2 separate regions of the Homo sapiens genome follow, and region 1 is linked to region 2. Evidence: chromatin loops called from intact Hi-C (ENCODE). Cell type or tissue: dorsolateral prefrontal cortex. All regions are shown on one strand. Links, peaks and the distances in the headings refer to the core of each region. The heading gives the core; the rest is flanking DNA. Region 1 overlaps CDYL (chromodomain Y like). Region 2 has its middle 140 kb from the start of LINC02533.

Region 1 (6,397 bases), core at 1,406-3,905, 580 kb after region 2:
TCTCTCTACTGAATGCCTCATGTATTTGATGAAATCTCTGCTCTGGCTGATTAGGACTTCCGGCCCTAGGCAGACTTGAGATTATTCAGTTTATAGGTCTCTGGTAATTGTTCTTTCCTCAAAAGTTGTTCACTGCCCAGCCTTGTGGAATTTCTCCCTGTGCATGCTCAGATTGGTTCAGCAAAGACTCAAAGGGATCCCCTAGGCTCTCTGGAACTTTTTATCTATGTAGCTTCCTCCTTTTCCATATCATGTCTCACAAATTACAGCCTCCTGGGCCTCCCCCAAGTCATCTGTTCTAAGACAGCATTTTTGCCAGCTATGTCTGGGTTTCCCATCCCTGCACCTGCACTGTGGCAGCTGCTTTCGGTGGAAAGGCGGGTGGACTGTTAGGCTCACCATGTTTGTCTCCTTTCACTCTGGGAACATTGCCCTGCACAGCCTGTGGTCCAGTGCCTGCAAACAGTTGTTATGTCTATTTTATTCAGTTTCCTAGCTATCAGTGGCAGGTGAAGAAGTACAGACGCTGTTCTCTTTAGGTGGGAAGAGGGTGTCACAAGTCATTGTTAGAGACTTGCAGTTTTTGAAGCAGTGATATTTAACAGATTTGCCATATGTATTTGAGGATATCCTTTTTGCTCTTGAACATATTAAAAGAAAATCAATTACTGCAAGAGATACTAAAATAGGTTTCTTTCCTAGTCGAATGTTATGTTAATAAATCCTAGGAAAGCCTTGGTACTCTGAATCCAAATCCGTAAGGAACTCTCAGTTCACAGAGGCAACTTGTACTCCCGTGTCAACGATGAGAGTCATCGTTCCAGGGGAGTCGCACTAATTTCCACAGTTTGGGGTGAGGGGGGCGGTTTTTTTCTGAATCTCAGTGTTTACCATTTGTTTAGTCATTAGCAGCTACTTCTGCTCTGAAGTGTGGAGCTTACCATCCCTGGCTTGGGTTGAGGTAATGAGCTGTGTGACACTTGGCCAGTCACTTAGCTACTTGTCTCTAAATTGAGGGATCTGGACTAAAGAGACTTGAAGACCCTTTCCATGAGTTTACTGAGTAAACATGTACTGAGTGTTGTATGCACTGGGGATGGGTGGATAAGACAGGCGAGGACCCTGCTCTTACACAGCTTGGTGGAGTACATCGATGATACTGTAAATAAAAATACAATGAGAAAGAAATAACTTTCATGGGTGCTTTGAAGGAAATAAACCAGGGTGATATGAAGTGCTGATGGCAGGGACCAGCATTAGGATGGGAGGCCCAAGAAGGCTTGTCTGAGATGCTGAAATTTGAGCTGCCGTCCAGATGAGCAGAAGAAACTGGCCATTTGAATTCCAGGTCATAGGCGTTCTAGGCAGAGGGAAGAACACATGCAAAGGTCCTGAGATGGGCACAACCCTGGGTGACATGAGAACCCCGGGTGATGTGAGAACACTGTGGCATGATTGTCTTGAGTAGGGGGCATATGTGATGATCAGGGTCCTAGTCAGTGCTGGCAGCCTGTGACTCCAAGACTCGATCCTGCTGTGAATACTTCTCTACCTAAATAGTGCAAAGTTCAGTGTCACATGCCCTACTCAGATGAGTAACAGGGAGTGCCAGGAATTACATTGGGGTGGGGTGTGGTCGCTGAAGCTCCAACAAGATCACAGAGTCTGAAATGAGCAGGGACCTCACTGGCACGAGGAGCCAACACAGTTTTAACTCAGGAGTCTGAAGGCCAAGTTCAGTAGTCTTGGTCAGCGTGAGCCAAAATGAATCCATTTTTAAATTAGCAGAACCACGGATAGTTCGTAGGGACTATCGCCTCAAAGAAAATGCTGAAGCTGTTTCTGAGACTCACGTATAAAGGCTGCATGGGCTCCATGGCCTAGAAATGTTGCTTCGGTGGAAGGAAGCCACCAGGAAAACTGCTGGGAGAGTTTAAGGAATGTGTGACCTTTACGTAGAGAAAGGAAAGACCCAGTGAAAGCAAGAGCATTCCAGAGGTGGGGAGAGTGGACCTGAAGCCAGCCAGCTTTGCCCTGGTGGGAGGCAGGTTTCTTAGCCATTTGGGCTGCCTTAACAAAATACCATCAACTGGGTGGCTTGTAAATACACAACAGAATTATTGTGTTAATTATCCTCATAATTCTGGAGAGAACCCTAAGATCAGGGTGCCAGCAGGTTCAGGGTCTGCTGAGGGCTCACTTCCTGGTTCACAAATAGCACCTTTCTGCAGCATCATCACAGGGCAGAAGAGCCAGGGGGTGTCGGCCCTCATTTATAAGGGCACTCATCCCATTCATGAGGGCCCCACCCCCATGACCTAATCACCCCCCAAAGGCCCCACCTCCTCAGACCATCACCTTGTGGGTGAGGATTTCCCCACGGGAATTTGGGTGAGACACAGGCATTTGGGCCATGGCACCAGGCCTTCCCTGTGTTGCCAGGATGCTGCTTTTTGTGCTTGGATATAGCAGCAATTGAAAAATCCAGCTCAGGTTGAGGAACTCTTAAAGACCCAGGAGCTCTCACTTGGCATTACCAGCTGCTGGCATGTGTAGTCTGAAGGAACCCCCTTCTTAGAATGCCCAGAGTCTCCACGTCTGTCTCCTGTCCCAACATGCCAGCACCGTGTCACGTAGCCTCTGCCTGCATCTGCACAGCATTGTTTCTGGTGTGGTCTCTTTTTAGGCAGGGAAATCATTGCTGTCGGCTGTCACCTAAGTGGCAATGTCATCTCACCTGCACTTTTAACAACTGCTGTGCCCACGTGTGTTTTTATTGATCGATTTTTAGTTGTCTTTCATTGTGTCCTGTGGTCTGGCTTCCACTCTTCACGCCATAGTGAAGCATTGCCCATGCTTACGAGTGGCCTCTCATTTCTCCCTGCGTCGCCTCTTCTGCATTCTCCTCCACCTCTGTAACACCTGCCCCTGCAGACACATCCTCACTGCTGTGGCCTGCTCTCCTTCCTTTGAGGAAACCAGTTATTATTGCCTTCCTGCTTCTCTGCTGCCTCCTGGCTCTGCCTGCGCCCCTCCCCAGCACTTCCCAGCTGGCTTCAGCAGGCTCACTCTCTGTCTCAGTCTTCCCCTGGGAGCTCATACTGTCAGTTCAGCCATTTCTGGCACCAACCCCAAGTACCTCTCTCCAACCCTGACTTCCCTCCCCTGATCTAGATGTGCACTTTGGGCTATGCACATCTCCACCTGGATGCTCACCCTGGAGGAGCAAGCATCTCTCCCTCGCCTCCTCCCTCAGCAACTCCAGGCTGCCCTGTGGAAGCCCCTCTTCCGCTCCCCCAGGCTCACATGTTTAGAGTCATCCAGCATCCATTTCTCTAGACTCAGAAGGTTCCTGGCCATGTGGACTCTGGGTCCCAGTTGAATGGGTTGAAGAATGATGGACAGAGGGAGAGGTGAAGACAGCAAGTGCAGGCAGGTGAGGCCGTGATGGGACTGAGACTGGAGGAACAGATTAGAGAGGGTTCCTGAGGGGAGACGAGATTGTCAAACGTTTTTAAACAAAGATGGGAGAAGGATCTGGTAGGGTAGAGGATGGAGGTTAAAAGAAAAAGTCTTTCCTGAGTCCCTCAGAAGGACTCAGCAACACCTTTGCTGACTGGTAACATCCGACCCAGTGGTCTCCAGTTAGAACTACTCCAGGCTACAAGTCCTTTGGAAGCTTGTAGAGATTTGACAGCACTGGGATGACAGAGGTCAGGATTATGTGTCACTGTGTTGTTGGTCATATCGACAAGTCACTGAATAGTAGTGCGTATTGCAGTGTGAACTGGAAAATGAATTACAGTGCATCCCTACCTTGGGCCTCGCCTGCCACGCAGCCTTAGGAAAGAACAGGAAGCTATGTTCTGATAGAGGAGCCATTCTAAGATATTGTGGAAGGAATAACCATGAGATGTAACAATGTGTATATCTTATATATGTACAAGCAAGACAACAATGTATAAGATACAGCATCTTATACTACATCTAGTGTACTGCCATCTGTGCTTTTAAAAGCCAGGGTGGTGGAGAAGTCTGTATTGATGTTTTCTTGTATATCCATGGAGATACTCTGGAGGGGCCCCTGAGAACCCAGCCCAAGTGGCTAAGAGGGCAGGGGGATCCTGTGTAAACAGGATCAGGCTGTGGGGGGCTTTCACCTTAATATCTTTTATATTCTTAGGTTTTTGAACCATATGTATGTATTATAACCTCTTTAAATTTTTCAAAAATATAATTAAAAAAAAACCTCTAGCAATTAAAATATTATTTCCACCAGTTGAATGAAAGTCAGGTTGTTTTGCCAGGGAGGTTATTTGGCTCCTCTGAAATGTCCATTCATGAGTTTTCTGGTGGCTTTGGCTTATTCTCTTTCACTTTGGAGGAAATATTTCTGATTCATAATTCTTCATGCTCCGCCCTCAGAGAACTTCTGCCATTGCTAATGCTACTAGTAAAGTCTGATCTAGTTTTCTTACATTTCATTCCTTTTTTCCCCATCCACTCTACATTCATCACCACATTGGATCATATTTGGACAATTCATACAGACAGGAGGATAATTATTTGCATTCTTAACCAGGCACAGTGGTTCATGCCTGTACATCTCAGCTGCTTGAGAGGCCAAGGTAGGAGGATCACTTGAGGCCAGGAGTTTGAGACCAGCCTGAGCAACATAGCAAGACCCCATCTCAAGACCCTGGCAAAACACAGTTGCTGCTGTTGAGCTGTGACATACGAGGGAACGTTGGCAGGATGCTTTATGTGGTGGGGGAGAGGAGAGCTATCTTCAGCTGCTTAACAGGGCTGTTTGAAAAAGGAGTGGAACTGGAACAAGTAGATGGACTTTCTGATAGTCCCTCCCAGGGCAGCTAGAAACAACTCCTGAGTGTCCCACAGGGGTGGTGGTCTGAAGTGGTGGCTGCCACACAGCTCTATGACCCGCAGAGAAGGCTGGCTGCATCCACGTGTCTATCCAGTTTATCTTGCATTTGGAAAAAGAAGTTTCGACTAGATGGCCTTGACTCTAATAATAAGATGTTTTCTTGATTATTTTCCTTTTTTCTTTCGGCTTCTCAAACCTGGAATAGATACTCTCCATGAGACCCATTCTGTCTTGATTCTGTCCTTTAAAAAAATCTCTAACTATGTAGCTTCCTTTCAATAAGTACCTCTCCATCTGTATTTTTTAGGCAAGGTGAAACAAAAGAGTGACTTTCTTGTCAGAGCTTGAAAGAGAGCAAGTGGCTTTAAAAGTAGACTTTGGCTTTCTAAAGGTTCTAAGTTTTAATATTCTTATATTCGTTTAATCCTAAGTGTGTAATGAACATCTTTATCCAATTCAAAGATGACACCTGGGAGTGAACTGGTGGTGGGACATCACAGACTACTGTGATTTCAAACTCTCGGCAGGTACATCTCCGTTCATGGATGCATTAACAGCCAATGGGACAACCAACATACAGACATCTGTTACAGGAGTGACTGCCAGCAAAAGGAAATTTATTGACGACAGAAGAGACCAGCCTTTTGACAAGCGATTGCGTTTCAGCGTGAGGCAAACAGAAAGTGCCTACAGATACAGAGATATTGTGGTCAGGAAGCAGGATGGCTTCACCCACATCTTGTTATCCACAAAGTCCTCAGAGAATAACTCACTAAATCCAGAGGTGAGAGGCGCTCTTGGGCTGGCGTGGGCTTCGCGCTTCTCCCTGCCTGATTTCCAGGCCTGCCTGGCTGAACTGGCTCTTCCTGTGCTCTTTCTAAACCTCCTTTTGGGCCATCTCCCGATGCCCACCAGAAGGGAGGGAGCAGAGGGGAAGTTGCGGGCTTTGCTCCATGTCCCACCTCCAATGGCCGTGAATTCAGGATGCTTGGCCTGTGCTGAGTGTCCATCCCCATTCTCCCGGGTGTGGGTCCACCCAGGCCTCTGTGCCTCTGTGGTTCACCTCCTGCCTGGAAGCTCTTCATCTGGCGGGCACGGGGCTCCATGAAGGCACGTGGGAAATGTGTGTGCACGCGCTTTGCTTTAGCTTTCATCAGATCCTTAAAGGGTTCTTTGTTCAGACAGAATTTAAGTGCCCCCGGGGATCCCAGTCCCTTCAGAATATTTATCATCTTTCCAGTCCCCAGATACTCCTCAGCGGTTGTAGCAGAACACACAGCAACAGGGATTTCCACACATGCTCATTGCTGATAGTGCCTAGTAAGTAAGTTTTCCAGAACTGGTTGTTGGAAAGGTTAGAACATGAATTTTGTGAAGTTTCTAGAATCGGGAGTATTTGAACCTAACCTATATCTTTCCAAAATTTTAAGTCCTAGTAGTTTGTGAGTAGCTAGGTTGAGTTTTGTCCAGACAAGAAAACTTAACTACAGAAAGTCTGTGTGTTCGCCCGGG
Region 2 (6,397 bases), core at 2,573-5,072:
GGCCCAGCACACTTTCACTTCAGAGTGATGTATTTCGTGGTGATGACTGATACTGGGGTTGACCAGAGAGCAGAGAGAGATGAAGTGCTGTGAGAAATCTCAGCAGAGGAGGAAGTGATCTGTCGAAGACGAGATGGAATTAGCCGAACGTTACTTTCAAACTCAGTGGCCTGGGATCCATCATGGGGCCAAAGCTGGCTCAGGCCAAAACAGTAGAGCAGCACATTTTGTTCTGAGTCTTGCCAGCCGCCTTCCCCACCACAGCCTCCAATTTTGGCATTCCTTGCTTGCTTTATTCCTGAAGAGATATTGAATAGCTACCGTTTATATATTGTTAGGGCTTTACAAAGTTGTTTTTGTTTTGTTTTTCGTTTTTTGATACGGAGCCTCGCTCTGTCACCCAGGCTGGAGTGCAGTGGCACGATCTCAGCTCACTGCAAGCTCCGCCTCCCAAGTTCATGCCATTCTCCTGCCTCAGCCTCTCCCGAGTAGCTGGGACTATAGGCATGCACCACCGTGCCTGGCTAATTTTTTTGTATTTTTAGTGGAGACAGAGTTTCACCATGTTAGCCAGGGTGGTCTCGATCTCCTGACCTCATGATCCGCCTGCCTCGACCTCCCAAAGTGCTGGGATTACAGGCGTGAGCCACCATGCCCGGCCTAAAAAGTATTTTTTAAAAATAAGGTGCTGGTCCTTATATTGTGATGTTATAAAATGCCTCTGCCGAGGTCTGTTCTTAGAGAAACACAGGGCTCTTTGCTGTGGATATCTTCTATTTGAGTGGAAGGACAGGTCGACATGCGGCGGTAAAGGAAAGCCTCACCTTTTACTGCATGGTAGCAGGAACACATGATCAAACCCTCTACGTTCTTGGAGGGAGGAGGCCCAGGCGTCAGCCCCCGTGTTGGTATTGAATTCAATGTTCCCATGTGATGAGTCCATTGAGAGGAGAAAGTTAATTTAACTCGACCGGACTGTACGTCAATGCCATTAGGAAAACCACACTGCAAGAGTGAATGAGGCATCACGCCAACCCCGGGGAGTTGTCCAGACAAGGAGATAAAGCTTATGCATGGGGAAGATACAAGATATACAATAGTAGGTGCCATAAGTAAGGCTCAGAGGGCTGTGGGGGCTTAGAGCAAAGGCAGAGGACAAGGGGAAGGATTTAAGGAGGAGGCGGTTTTTGCCTTGAGAACTCCATAGCATTCAATGGCCAGAGAGACAGGTTATGAATAACCTTGAACACCAGACTATGGAATTTGACTCTATCTAACAGTGTAAGAGAAGGGATGCCAAATGCACTGTTGATGCGCCACAACTATCCTATCCCTGTACCTAACCACCTCCTACACAAAGCCAAGAAACACCAGTGATCCATTGTGGCCCTTCTTCGTGGCCTGACTATGGCCTCAGAATCCAGATGTTCCTCAGTATATAAAAGCAAAAGGACCAAGTATCTTGCAGTAGCCACAGAGGTGCCTGCCTGCAAGCAAACCTTTTGCAGAGATCACAGCTGATTGAAACCTCCGGGAAGCTGCACCTCTGGATCCATCAGGGTGTTCGCACCTGGCCGCACTTCTGCCAGCTGCCTCCGGCCAACACTGAGCCTGGCAGTGGTGCTAGAAGTGGGCCATTCTTGCCCTCTGGGTGATTCCCTTTATGGGCAGCTTTGGCTCAAGGACTTGCCATCTGTCTGCCTAGGACTCGCTCAGGACTGCCATGAGATCTGGGGCTCTTCCTGTCCAATGCTCCTTCCCTCTCAGCTTCTCCTGCTCCCACCTCCTTAGGCTTCACAGGTGGCTATCCCCTAGAATCTCTTGCACTTTGAATTTTATTTCAGTATCTGCTTCTTGGAGGACACATGCCCATTACCAATTAATTGTGTCACATTTAAGTCTAAAACTTTTGCTGTTCCTCTTCTTGAAAATGGGAAACCATGGACATTTGGGAGGCAGGGGGTGAAATGCTTAGTCTGTCCCTCAGCAGTGTGAGCAAAACGCATTTGACTAGAGTCAGGGAGGCAAATTAGGGTTACTGCTGTAATTCAGGCTGTGCACACCTGGACAAGGGTGGTGGCAGCGGGACTGGAAAAGAGGAGTGGCCACAAGTGACATAGCCACATCTGCCTCATCTGACTGCCATCTCTCCAATCAGCATGGAAAAAAATGATAAACAATGGGTTTTTTTAAGGAAAGAACACTGACGTAGAGGTCAGGAAGCCTGGGCTCAGCTCCAGCACTAACCAGCCGTGCACCCCAGGAAATGACAGCAGCTCTCTGAACTCAGCTTCCAACACCTGGAAATGGACAGGGAGGGGTGGGATGAGGTGATCTGGCAATTCACTAGTGTTCTCACATGCAGCCCTCCCCTTTTAACGTAACACAACATTTGCCATTTTAGTCATTTTTAGGGGTACAGTTTAGTGGCATTAGGAAAATTACACTGTAAGAGTGAATGAGGCATCACCCAACCCTCAGGAGCTGTCCAGAGAAGGAGGTGGAGTTTGTGCATGGGGAAGATACAAGACATACAATAGTAAGTGGTATTGGATGCCACAGTATCCACTAGATGGATGTTATGCACCCATCACCAACATCCATCTTCAGGACTTTTTCATCTCCCCAAACGAAAACTCTGTCCGCATGAAACACCAACTCCCCATTTCCCCTCCTTCCCCAGCAGCTCCTGGCCCTTCTCATGCTACTTTCCGTTGTTATGATTTTGACTACTCTAGTACTGCATGTACGTGGAATCACACAGTATCTGTCCTTTTGTGTCTGGCTGATTTCACTGAGCATAATGTTCCTCCATGTTGCAGTGTGTCAGAATTTCCTTCCTTTTCAAGGCTCAATAATATTTCATTGTGTAGATGACCACATTCTGTTTATCCATTCATCACTAAGAGACACTTGGATTTCTTCCACCATTTGGCTGTTGGGAATAATGCTGCCATTAACACGGGGGTGTAAATATCTCTTCCAGATCCCGTGTTTGATTCTTTGGGGTGTATACCCAGAAGTGGGATTGTTGGGTCACACGGTAGCTTGCTGTTGTCTAAGCAGCGCTTTCCCAAACTTCCCAACAGAGCAGCCACACAGCCACTGTAAATGAGTGCAGGAACTAGTAACCGTCCAGTAGTGGCCAACATATCACGCTCTATTTTACGAATTCACCCAGATTCAGCATTCTGCATCACATCATATCCTTGTTTGTTTATAAAAGTGTTGCTTTATACTACATTCCAGTGTAAGGAACACTTTGCTCTGCAGAGTCCAAAAAGCCCTGCTTCTCCTGTGGCTTCCCCGGGCTGGGCTGTGATGGCAGTGCCCAGCTGGACGAGCACCCAGAACAGGGTTGCAGTTAAGATCCCGTCCAGCTCTGACACTCTCTGACTTAAAGCAACACCCCTCCCAGTGGCTTCTTCATTTTCAACAAAAGTGAAGTGAGCTCAGGACTCTTGCTGCCGAGCCAGGAGGCGTGAGTCACTAGCCATGGGAATTTCAGGCATCTGCGTGTGTGCGATGGCGGCTGGAAATGGAGAGGGAGCATTTCTAGAGCTGAAATGTCGCAGAGGCACAGCCCCCAGTGGGTCTGGCACAAAAGCAGCGTTATATCGAGAGGCCTGGCAGCGCTGCCTGGGCTTGTTTCCCAGCTCTTGCAGCTCTCGGGGGGTTCTAGAAGATCGTCCAGACTATGACTCATTCCTGTGTTACTGTAATAGAGAAAGAAGTAGGTGGCAGTGTGACATGGATTTCACGGAGAATTAGTGAGAAATCTGTGTCCACTCAAGCACATTTTATGTTGTCTGAATGTGAGGATTCTCCTTTGGGCTGTTTATGGGCAGGGTGGGAGAGAGATCGCAGAGGTGCAGTCATGGGCTTCCAGAGGCTTTTTACAATTCTGTAGTGGCCATGCTGGGAAGACGCCCTGAGAAGACACTGCGACTGTCCATGTGACAGCTGCGGGAGTGAAAGCCATTGGAAATTCCTCCAAACCCATTGAGCCAAGGCTGCCACTGCCATGTCCCATCCAGGTGAGGCTTTGGCCAGAGCTGGCTATGGACTGGTTTGCATTTCCCTGCTTTTGATTTCCCTGACAGTCTACGGTGGAAATGCCCATGGGGAGTGAGGAGATGGAAGAGAACACAAAGGCAGACAGGAAAGGCTGAGAAGGTTCTCCCATTGGACACATAGTCCTCAGATGCATGAACTGTCCCTTGAGAGAGAGGAGTGGGACTGTAGGTCTAAATTCACATCACTGTAAATTCCATTTGTATCTTCACGGGATGTGACGAGGACCATAATGTCAACGCTCTTGAGACGTCTGCCCACAGGTGCCCTCGTGCTGAAGCTTTCCCTCCCAGCTCCCATTTCAGGAATGAAGTGTTTCTTCCCCTAGCTGCAGCAGATGTCACCAGTGGACAGTCTTCAGTGGACAGCTCTCTTCTGGAAATACCCTAGCTGAAGGGAGCCAGTCTAAGCTGCACAGCTCTTCCTGATGCAGACTATACACCAGCCATGATGCCGAAGTCAACTTGCAAGTGGAGAGAGAAGGAATTCAGACCAGAAATGGACTAGGGTTCACAGCTGAAAAATACCAGTAGTGGCCATGAGGTAGGTTGTGTGAGCCACAGACCTGAGAGACACCGTGGGCAGCAGCAGGAGAGGCGGTGGTGACAGAGGCCAGCACCCCAGGCCCCTGGTCTGCAAACACCTCCAGTGAAGCCAGGGCAGAGTGGTGACCAGGCGCCATCCTCCTCCACTGTCATGACAGCAGGTGAGACCTGGAATGTGTGTGCAACCCCACAGGGAGCCAGGATCAGGAACACTTGAATTCATTAAAGTAAAGTAACCCCAAACTGACAGAGAAGCCTTGAACTGAAAGAGAAATTACTTAATTGCCTGAGAAATAGCTAAATTTATTTTTGCACACCTGAGGCTTGTGAACAATCTGAACTTCATACCTGCTCCACAGTGTTTGCAGTTTAATCACTTCTTTCCTGCTTTTCATTACAACGGCAGGGGGAACAGAATAGGGTGCCAGGACAAGGCCCACAGACACAGCTCAGTAAGCTCTCCAGCTCTCCAACAAAATCCTACCTGCGAGGGTGTGGCAGCCATGGAAATGCCTTGCTCAAATCTCTCTGCAAGAGAAGCTTCTGTGGAGAACACTGCTGACTACAGCCTCCAGCTGCTAAGCCTTGGATCCATCATGGCGGCCAAGCCAGGTCCCACCTCCCCAGGCTACCCAGAGAGGGTGCCAAAGCCAGGACTCTGGAGGATTCCTCTTCCTGGCAGCTTTGGCCCAGGGACTCCCAGTGGCCCAACTGGGACTCTCAGGGCTTCTGTGACATCTGAGGCTCCTCCTGACCATCCTTCTTCCCTCTCTGCCCTCACAGGGGTCAGACCCGCACTTCAGTCTGAGGGTCCTCCCTGCCTTCCTATGCTCCCTCCCCTTTGTCACCAAATGTCTCCTCCAATAAACCTCTGGCATGTCTACTCTAGTCCTAGCATCTGCTTTTCAGAGCACCTAAACTGACAAGGGAGAAGGAAGATGTTCCCTGGAAAGCACTCAGCATAAAAAAAACAAGAGATGGCCTGAGGATCTTGACTCGGGAATAGGCTTTGCTAGAGAGAGGCAGGGATCAGAGCGTAGTATGCCATCTTGTGTTTGAAGCCAGCGTTGGCCCAGCTCCCTGGACTCCTGTTTGGGTTCTGAAGTCAGAGGATGTGACAAAAACGTTCATCAAACTTTGCGACATGCTAGGGGGTGCCTCTCCACCAGAGTGTAACCCAAAGCGGGGGCATTCTCTCCAATATGGACACGAGTCCAGCTTGGAATCCCTAAGATCTCCCGGTTGATCTCCCAGTGTTCCTGGTGGGGGCTCCCTCCCAGGCCTGCAGCAGCCTTGGCAGGCAGAGCAGCTACCTGCAGGAGGGACCTGTGTGGAACAGCACTGGAGTGGCACCTGTGACATCAGAACCAACTGACTGCTTGCTTGTTTGGTGGTTGCTGTTTTATTTTCTCTAATGACACCCCTCCAGCTTCAAAATACCATGGTTTTATTCCACGTAGGTCTTGCCTCCCTGACCAGACTGTAAGCTCCCTATGTCAGGGATTATATTTTCTGTGTTTTCATCCATTTCTAGGGACATCATAGAAATCCAGGATATACTGGTTGGCCATTGGTAGTTACATAATTGTCCAAATTTTATTTTTTATTTTTATTTATTTTTTTGAGATGGAGTCTCACTCTGTCACCCAGGCTAGAGTGCAGTGGCATGATCTTGCTCATTGCAACCTCCACTGAGTTCAAGCGATTCTCCTGCCTCAGCCTCCCAAGTAGCTGGGTGAACGTCACCACATCCCACTCATTTTTGTATTTTTAGTAGA

Evidence for each region. Peaks named below come from ENCODE experiments on the same cell type or tissue, not always from the same donor. Only the 100,000 strongest peaks of a DNase experiment are listed, where the experiment ranks them.
Region 1: it touches region 2 in a loop (4-fold over the local background); 6 of 110 quality-filtered maps call a loop at or near these places.

Annotation. Positions count from the first base shown.
Region 1 is chr6:4,930,103-4,936,499 of GRCh38, forward strand. CDYL (chromodomain Y like) reads left to right here. Exons shown (of 7, transcript NM_004824.4): 3 at 5,413-5,669. Among named protein-coding and RNA genes, the nearest start is that of LYRM4-AS1, 71 kb to the right of the region's middle. RefSeq lists an enhancer at 2,035-2,753. In dorsolateral prefrontal cortex, for the core only: no CTCF peak of the experiment used is centred there; no DNase peak of the experiment used is centred there.
Region 2 is chr6:4,348,550-4,354,946 of GRCh38, forward strand. No RefSeq gene overlaps it. Among named protein-coding and RNA genes, the nearest start is that of LINC02533, 140 kb to the right of the region's middle. In dorsolateral prefrontal cortex, for the core only: CTCF peaks have their summits at 3,563 and 3,762; a DNase peak (open chromatin) is centred at 3,562; H3K4me3 peaks cover 1,137 bases; H3K27ac peaks cover 2,025 bases.